Linked DNA regions of Homo sapiens: region 2 is linked to region 1. The links are chromatin loops, found by intact Hi-C in ENCODE. Cell type or tissue: Caco-2. All regions are shown on one strand.

Region 1 (5,000 bases):
TCAGCATTCTCACCCATTAAACTTACCACAATTGAGGAGAACCACATCTCTGTACAAATCTGATCTCATTTTCTCTGAGGGTTGAAATAAATACTTTATTGAAATTTACATAATTTAAAATATTTTTGGATATGCTTCTTCCTGCATGGAGACACCACTAATGGCAGGCAGGGAATGGAAGAAGAAGACTTGAGATGCAAAGAGGGTCCAGCCTTTCAGGGGCCTATGGTTATATAAGAGGAGCTCTGCACAAAAGTGATGGCAATAAATTGCTATAGGTGTTCTGGTTGAATCAGGTATAAGCTACACTAGGAACCTGAGCACACCAACAAGAAGAAGACAATCAGAAAAGACCTAGAAGGTAAGGAGTTTACCAGGTAAATGAGGGGAGGAGCTGGCACTTGAAAATTCAGAAATGTATTAAATATAAAGTATACTGTATAATTTAGGATTCAAAATGATTCAGAATGGGCAAAGCATGAGTACTGTGGGTACAGGGCGCAATGAGAGAGGGGCCTGAGAGGTGGGCAGATACCAGAATCTGTAGAATGAATGGTCGTAAGGACTACACATGAATTGATTCAAAATACAGGCTCTAACCTGATGACCAGCTTATCTACCTACTACCTCAGGGGATGCCATTAGACCTGAAACCCTTAGAATAACCTACACATGGTGAAAACCTAACTCATCATGGCCTTATTTCTTTCCAAGGAAGTAGTATTGACTTTGTCTTATAGTGGACAACTTAAGAGCTTAGTGAAGTTAGTACCTTATCTCAATCTGAACACTATGAGATGAACATAGGAAAATCAATCTCACAATTTGCAGAATCCCAATTTTTCTAAATATTTCTGTGTCCCTTTCACGAATTAGAAGATGAGAAAAATGAGATGACTGGAAAAAGAAAGTACATGGCATCTCACAACTTCAGTGAATAGAAACTAATAGGATACAGACTCCAGTTGTTGGCAGATTAGTGATGAAACCCCCAGAAGAACATTCTAGCAGGTTCAGCTCCCACAAGACATCTGAGCCAACTGTCTTGTTTTCCCTGGGGGGACTGCCACTGTCATTAACTCTGGTAAGCTCCATTAAAAACACTAAGTTGATGGAAGATACCCTGCCCACACTAATACACTGCCACAGAACTAACTCTGGGTAAGGAGAATTGTGAGTACAAAGAAATTTTTAACACTAATGACTTTAACAAATCTGACCTGATTAACAGGACGCCACAAACTGAAATCCTTGTGTTCCAATCAATCTTTCGAGAAACTTCACAAATGCACACTTGAGGGAGAAAAATTCATGAGATATTTTAGGCAGGTCTCTACATAGAAAGAGAGGAATAATCAAAAAAGACACAATACACTGGCAAGTAGGGTAATTATTGCTAGCAATTCTTGAGCTACTACTCTTTTGGCAAATAAATGCCTACATTTACATTAATATTTGTTTCCCATTAGAAGAGTTTTGACAGTTTTTCACAGAAAGACCTGCCCTCCTGAGACATAAGCTCATTAGAGCAAACTCTACCCTGATTAGCTGGAGGTGGTGAGGAAAACAGGGAGATGCAACAGTTCCATGGTAGGACCATTACGAGAATGAGAATCTGCAAGTAATTGGTGAAACAAATGATTGGTCAGATGAGGAACTGATGACAATCTATCCAGTATTTAAATAGGTAAGTTGCAGAGCACTTAGGCAATGATGGTTATGGACAAGAAGTAATGCTAATAAAGTAGCATTTAAGCAGGAAAGGTGGAGCAAAGGTTCTATTCAATCATTACTTAGATAGTTGAAAGATTAAGGAAGCATTTGGATGCTGGCACATCCACTAAGTGACTGTAAATAGGAATACATCTGGATATATTCCTCTGGACATTTGTTTATCTGATTAATTTTTCATTAAAGACAGCATAAGCTTCTCCTCATAAGCCATAGAAAGCAACCACTTCTTTCTCAGTATTTTTTTCCATTACTCATGAACAAATAATCTTTCTTAAGACATCAAACTATGCCGGTTGTTCATCTCCCCCTAGTGGTAGGGGGACACCACTGCATATCTGAGTGACTAAACATTCATTGGCCATCTCACCAGGATCGCATTCTAAAGAAATGGCAGTAGTCTTACATCATTATCACGAGTATGCTAGATATTGTCTACTGGTACCCAGTATTCATTTTTACCTTCCTCTATGCTCTTCTGCCATCTTACCCAGCAGAGGCTGGCAATCTAACACCTACATTTCCCAGACATTCTTGCCTCTATGGTCTTGGATACCACAGGCAAAAGGCTGTGGAATGCACTCTGAAGATTTGAAATACAAGAGGAGATGGGATCAATATTCCTGTAGCAATTATGTCTAAAGGGTGGCCTCTGTCAATTTTGAGGTTTTGCAGCATTTTCACTGACTAAGACACCAGATTTTGGATATGGAAAGACCGACACTTGCAGCAGCCTCCTGTAGTTATCTGACCTTGAATAAGTTACTTGACTTCCCTGTCCCTTAGATTATTCATTTCTAAATGGTGGAATAATAATAGTATCTATTACATAGGGTTGCTTTGAAGACTAAGTGGATATCTGGCAAGAAGATGTTGGCTATTACTGCTGCTGCATATAAACCACTTAGAAGAATGCCTAGCACACAGATGTCCTCCAGAACGGTTGGCTAAGATAATGATAATTTGAGACCAACAGTATATAGCTAGCACAGGAAGACATTTGATGTCAGAAGACAGAGGACAGCTGTGTGTCACTTAACAAATTACTTGGCCTGGCACGGGCTCACGCCTGTAATCCCAGCACTTTGGGAGGCTGAGGTAGGCGGATCATGAGGTGAGGAGTTTGATTTGACACCAGCCTCACCAACATGGTGAAACCCCATCTCTATTAAAAATACAAAAATTAGCCGGGCATGATGGTGTGCACCTGTAATCCTAGCTACTCAGGAGGCTGAGGCAGGAGAATCACTTGAACCTAGGAGGCAGAGGTTGCAGTGAGCTGAGATCACGCCACTGCACTCCAGCCTGGGCGACAGAGTGAGGCTCTGTCTCAAGAAAAAAAAAATTACTTAACCCTCCTGTGTTTATTTGTTTAATATTCTCCATTGTTGGGGAATATAGGCTGGGCATGGTGGCTTACGCTTGTAATCCCAACACTTTGGGAGGCAGGTGAATCAACTGAGGTCAGGAGTTTGAGACCAGCCTGACCAACATGGTGAAATCACGTCTCTAATGAAAATACAAAAATTAGCTGGGCATGGTGGTGCATGCCTGTAATCCCAGCTACTTGGGAGGCTGAGGCAGGAGAATCACCTGAACCTGGGAGATGGAGGTTGCAGTGAGCAGAGATTGCACCACTGTACTCCAGCCTGGGTGACAGAGCAAGACTCCATCTCAAAAAATAAATAAATAAATAAATAAATAAAGAGAGAGAAAGAGAATAAAAATGGAGAATATAATCAAAGCCACAAGATTATTTGTTACATGAAATGATGTGTCAACAAACTTTGTAAAACCTAAAGAATGATCCATGTGTTTATAATTATTAGTTATTATTAAAGTGTTAAAAGGACTCATGAGAGAGAGCCGTGACTGCTAAGGAGGTGAGACAGGCAAACCACCACAGAGGAAATGGCCTTTGGATGGGATTTTAAGGAATCGGTAGACTTTTTCTACATGTAGAGATGGCATAAAGAAGCTTGCCAGTTTGAGCTAAGGCATGAAGGTGAGACATTGAATGGCCAATATAGAATATATTATTATTTTTCAAACATCTTTTTCTAGCAGTTATACCACATAAGCTTTGAGAAACAGTTAAGAGAAGGAATTCTAAGTAGAATCTCCTAATTGGCTTTCTGCATAGTTAACATCACTTACAGAGAAAAATGGTTATGGGGGCAGGATGCATTGAAAAGAGGAGGCTCATGGGCATGACTATGTAGCCTGCAAAACTTAGGAGGCATTCTTCTATGTTAAAAGCACAAAAGAAAAAAGAAAGCTTCCTACTAGCTGAGAAATGTCAAGGTGGCTCAGGTGGTGAATATTATTCTGTTGCCATGATGATTCCTGTGTTTTTGTCTGCATAAAAATTTCTGACACAAGCACACCACTTACTGAAGAGATGAATGCCCTCATGTTAGGTGACTCCACTCCCAACCTCTAGGTAGGATTAACAACAGGCTGAGAGTGGGTTATTTCATGAAAAGGAGAATTATAATGATCATGCTGGTTTGGAGAAGCAAATAAGCAAATTGACCACAGACTCATGCCCTAAAAAAATAAAAAATAAATTCTGGAGATGATGAGGGCAATTGGAGTCAGTTCATATTCATGTGGCTCCCAGGGATATCAAAGGCAAATCTGCTTCTTTGAAGTAGATGTTCAAGAAAGAAACACAAGGGCTATTTGGCACACAGCTCAGCACCTAAAACTTTACCTCATTTTTATCCTCAGTATATTTCTGACAAACGATGTCAATTTCCACCTAATTCAAAATTGAGAGCATATATTACCATATCCCCTAGTTCTTTAATTTGGGAAAATCAACATTTTCACTCTGAAAGTCTGTACTGAATACATAGTGTCCAAAAGCTCATATTATTTCAAGAGCACAAGGTTAAAAAAGCTCAGTACAAGCAGGTATGAAACATACTTATCAACCACACTGCTTTTAAAATGGGGCTTGAGTAACTCATAAAAGAGCACTATTTTGAAAAATGTAGGTAGAGAAATATGAGGTCAATTCATCAGCAAGATGGCAAAAATGGTGGTGTTGTGGCTGTTATTCCTATCAGCACCACAGAGTAAGAAGTCAGGCTTCACTTTTGTACTTGGTCCAGATGTGGACTGCAGCGAGATAATCAGTTTAACGGTAGCTCATGCCAGAAAGTAAAAATCTCAACTCCTCTACTTCTCATTCGTGAAGTTCCCCAATTCAACAAAAACAATCAAGATTAAATCACATATGAGAGTTATAGGCAGGTGACTCC
Region 2 (5,000 bases), 220 kb before region 1:
AAGCATAATACAGAATCCAAAAAGAGACACACACATACATGCAAACTTGGTATCAATCAATCAGTGACCAAAAAATGAAGCATTCAATAATGCTGCTGAGATGACTAGTTACCTATGCAGCAAAAAATAAAATAAAATTAGAGCCCATTATATTATATAACAATGATTCCAGCTGGACTACTTGTAGAAAGCCAAACTGTAAAGCTTTTATAAGTAAATATGGTAGAATCTTTAGAATTTTGGAAATGAAGAAGGTTTTCTTATATGAGACATAAAAAGCCCAAACCACAAAGTAATAGGTTGATAAATTGTATGATATTAAAATTGAATACTGCTATTAATAAAGCAACATCATAAACAACATGAAAAGCCTAGCAACAGTGTGGAAAAAGACATTTGCAATGCATGTTAACAACAAAGAATTGCTATCCAGAATATATAAAGTACTGTATAAATCAATAAGAAAACAAAACCCATTCCCTCTAAAAGGGAAATGGACACAAATTTTTATAAAACAAAACTTGATTGGCCAAGATACCTATTTAAAGATCTTCGACCTTCCTCATTGTCAGGGAAACACAAAATAAAATGATGTGATGCCATTTCACACTAAAAGATTGATACAGATCTGTCTGATGATACCAACTGCTGAAACCTGAAACAGCTTCTCTCATCCACTGCTTGTGGAAGCATCAGTTGGCACAACTGTTTTGTAGAACACTTTGGCCGAATCAAAGAAAATCAGAGCAATCCTACCTCCTTCCCCCTGTAAATTTACTTCTAGGTATATATCTTAGACTAAGAAACCCTCACATGTGTGACAAAAAAAAATATGTAAAAGAATGTTAATTGTATGTGGCATTACCTATTACAGGGGAAGACTGTAAACAATCAAAATGTTTATCAACAGAAAAATGGAAAAATAAATTGTGGTATATTTATACAACAAAACACTACATAGCTATATGCAAAAATGTAGTTAAACAAATAGACCAAAAAGGTAATAATATTTTTAGTATTTATATAATCTATATAATTTTATACAAAATATAATATTTATATAACAGCTTGAAAACCTGCAAAATAATGCCCTGTAATTGCTATGACTATGTACATATATAGTCATAGTATAAAAATGCATACTAGACTGGTAAACTCAAATTCAGGGTAATGGTTATTTCTGGAGACAGAAAGACAGGAGCACGGACAGGGAAGGGACACGGGGACATCAATTGGATTTGAGATGTTTTGTTTCTTAAAATATAACAGTATCAACAGACCTCAAGGGCCTATGGCAAAATCTGTAAATTTGATAGAGCTGAATGGTGGGAATTTGAGTGTTCGTTATTTTATTTCATATATACATCTCTTTATATTTGAAACATGGTATAATAAATACAAAGGATGTATGTGTAAATCAAATTTTGATAACCAGAATCCTGTTTTTCCAGGATGTTGTGATTGTGTGATAACTTCAGAAATAACTTCTCTTCTCTTTTCATCTAGCAGCCAGCTAAGCTACAAATCAAACCATGTTTATTAAGTACCTGCTATTCATCAGGCACAGGGCACTAAAGGCTGGGGATACAGTGGCGGCAGAGCCAGCTATGGAAGATATCTATCCCAGTGGGATTAAAATGTACAACTACAAATCATGGTAAATGCCATGAAGAGAAAAAAATATGGAACCATGACTGAGGGTAAATGGGGGGTAGGAGAGGGAGAGGCATATACCATGGCAGACACTGAAGTTTGGCTGCCTAAAAGATATCCACAGACCCCTGGCCCTTGCCTTCCTTTACTATAGAGGTTGGAAAGCTAATCATGATATTTCAGACTATCTTGCACGTGACACAGTTCTAATCAATCAGAGATAGTTAGGAGTCTCTGGGGACTATTCTCCTTCCTGAAAAAAGCAACAACGCCTCACGTAAGAAAGACTTTATGCTCCCTTAACTCCTGCTATGTCATCCTGCCTGGGGCATGGAAGTGATGCTGGGGTGAAGCATATATATTGAAATAATAAAGATGGAAGCCAATGGTATGAGATGAAGCAGAGAGCTAGAAGGCTGCCTGGTCCTTGACTGCATTGCTGAGCCATGGTACCAGAGCTGAACTATGTGCTTATGGACTTCAAGCAAGTGAATTAATATCTACTGGCCTGGGCCACTATCGATACAGTTTCCTCTTATTTGCAGCCAAAATCATCCCAAGCAGATAAACACACATAGGGTGGCCTTTTAGAAGAGGGGACATTTAAGTTGAGAGGAAAAGAATGAGAGGGAGCCAGCCAGGAAGAAAGCAAGAATGGGGCAGAGAAGTGGGAGGATAAACAAGACCAGCAGAGGGAGGAGCAGTATGTTTCAAAGGTCTGGCTTGTTTGAGGAAGCCCTCTGAGCCTGGAGCTTAACAATGGCACTATGAAGGCTTTGCAATTGGCTGGGAAGCTGAATACTTTATTTTCTTACCCAGGCACTAAGTTAAGAAAGGTGTGGTTAATGATCTGTAAACAAAGAATGGCTCAAAGCAAGGGGAGCTGGCTGTTTATAGAGACTCCTTCTATAAAACAAGAAATTACCTCTAACTTATCTACTTGGATATTTGTGGTTGATTTTTTTTTTTTTTTTTTTGAGACAGAATCTCGCATTGTCGCTGGGGCTGGAGTGCAGTGCAGTGGCGCGATCCTGGCTCACTGCAACCTCTGCCTCCTCCCAGGTTCAAGTGATTCTCCTGCCTCAGCCTCCCAAGTAGCTGAGAGTACAGGCACCTGCCACCGCACCCAGCTACTTTTTTGTATTTTTAGTAGAGATGGGGTTTCACTATGTTGGCCAGGCTGGTCTCAAATTCCTGACCTTGTGATCCACTCCCCTCCGCCTCCCAAGTGGTTGATCATTTAAAAGTGAAGTCCACCAAGTACACCATTAGTCCAGAAAGTACACCCTTTTCTACACCCCCTCCATTGCCTAGGAAGGTTTGTCTGAGAGGGTAGGCATTAGCATTTTGCTTGTTCCCTTTGACATAAAGTAAATTGCAATACTGGGATTTAACCAGAGCCTAGTCAACCGTGTCTTAGGCATTCCCTGTGCTACAAAGGTTTCTATTTTGTTCTTTATTTGTCTGAATGGGAAGAGGTAACTTCATTGTTGAAGAGTATGACTTGAACAACACAACAAAAATCCAGTTCCTTTAATCCTGTCCTCACGGGGCGCTAAGGAATGGGTTGTCTGATTTTTTAATGTGTTTTCGGTTGGTCTAGTTCCCAGATCATATACTCTTTTGGCAAACAAAAGTTATTCCATAAGATAGTATTTACTAAGCACCTGCGTAGGCAGAGTGCTGGTTTAGGCAAGAAGCCTATGGCTTGGAAGAAAATGTCCATTTTCAATTGAAAAATCTTAATTTAATGGTTACTCTGCAAGTTTCTTCTTGGCTATTTTAGAACAGACTTGGATATTTATTATTAGTTTCCAGGCCTCTCCTTTCTCTTCCCTTAGCTTTCTGTAGCTAAACTACAGCTATCCAATCCTTTTAATCTTTCATCCGCATCCTTCCTCGGGCTCTTGAATTCATTCACTCTTATTGCTATTCTCTGCACTTCCAAATTGCCTGAGCTTCCCTAGTAATGAAGTGGTGGGAACACAACGTGTGGTGCCAGGTGCTGCTCAGCTACAACTGTCCACAGAGGAACTGTTATTCCGTGCCCTTCTGCACAGGCAGCCTCAACCTGGACTTCTCTTTCATCCTGCCAGACTGCATGGCTGGCCTGAATTTAATTTGCCAACCACTGTGCCTCCTGGGCCTACTTTGGCATCACTGAGATCTGGCATCTGCTTCCCAGAACAGCTCTGTGTTTGGATTCTCTTTCCCCAGGTGTATTCACTGCCTTGCCTTTTTCAAATGCTCACAAAGTTATTATTCCCAGCCTACATACCTCATGTCTCAAAGGTCATTTGCATTTTATTTCTGTTGCCCGAGCTGCTCAAGATACTTTCCAAATTAGAATCATTAGTGAATTCTAAAAAGGAGCAGCTTCTTCCTTTTTTTTCCATCCAGGTCATGAATAAGAATGCTTAAATAAGAGTCAGACCCACAGTTGTGGCAAGAGCATATTAGGAGGTTCATCTTCTTTATCCTTCTTCAGTAGTGATCCCACTACTAGCACCATCACTCCAAAACCTCTGAGTTTACTGGAATTTTTCCAGCCAATTTTAAATCCATATACTCAACCTTCCAAATACTTATTGAGTATTATGCTAGGTGCTGTAAGAGGGTCCAAATCACGCAGGACATAACCACTTCCATTTGAAAAGCTTCTATCACTATAGCGTATGTAAGGCCTTCCATAATTCAACATTTAATACGTGCCTTAAATGTGCCAAGCACTGTTAGGTGTTAAGATTCCAAATTGGAAAGTACAGAGTCTCAATCTGTACTTTTCATATAATTACAACACAATGTAGAAACAATAATGAAATGTACACCTGGGATGCTCATTGTTCAACCTCAGTTTTTTCATCTGTAAAACGTTTCTTCTGCCAAGTGCGGTGGCTCACGCCAGTGATCCCAGCACTTTGGAAGGCTGAGGCGGGTGGATCACCTGAGGTCAGGAGTTTGCGACCAGCCTGACCAACATGGAGAAACCCTGTCTCTACTAAAAATACAAAAAAATTAGCTGGATGTGGGGGGGCATGCCTGTAATCCCAGCTACTCGGGAGGCTGAGGCAGGAGAATCACTTGAACCTGAGAGGCGGAGGCTGTGGTGAGCTGAGAGTGCGCCATTGCACTCCAGCCTGGGCAACAAGAGTGAAACTCCGTCTCAAAAAAAAAAAAAAAAGTTTCTTCATCTCTTAGCAATCTTCTAAGTTGCAGTTAATGTTTACATAAGGTGAGGCATAGACAACACTTAGTGCAGTGCATGAGACAAAGTACAAAAAATGTTATTAATTATAACAGCTATAAGTATAATATAATTATTTTTATTATTACTATTACCTCCCATA

Evidence for each region. Peaks named below come from ENCODE experiments on the same cell type or tissue, not always from the same donor. Only the 100,000 strongest peaks of a DNase experiment are listed, where the experiment ranks them.
Region 2: it touches region 1 in a loop (6-fold over the local background); 2 of 110 quality-filtered maps call a loop at or near these places.

Annotation. Positions count from the first base shown.
Region 1 is chr1:76,328,234-76,333,233 of GRCh38, reverse strand. All of the region lies in intron 2 of ST6GALNAC3 (ST6 N-acetylgalactosaminide alpha-2,6-sialyltransferase 3), which reads right to left. Among named protein-coding and RNA genes, the nearest start is that of ST6GALNAC3, 260 kb to the right of the region's middle. In Caco-2, a CTCF peak has its summit at 2,054 (motif pointing left); no DNase peak of the experiment used is centred here.
Region 2 is chr1:76,545,492-76,550,491 of GRCh38, reverse strand. All of the region lies in intron 3 of ST6GALNAC3 (ST6 N-acetylgalactosaminide alpha-2,6-sialyltransferase 3), which reads right to left. Among named protein-coding and RNA genes, the nearest start is that of LINC02567, 230 kb to the left of the region's middle. In Caco-2, no CTCF peak of the experiment used is centred here; a DNase peak (open chromatin) is centred at 2,381.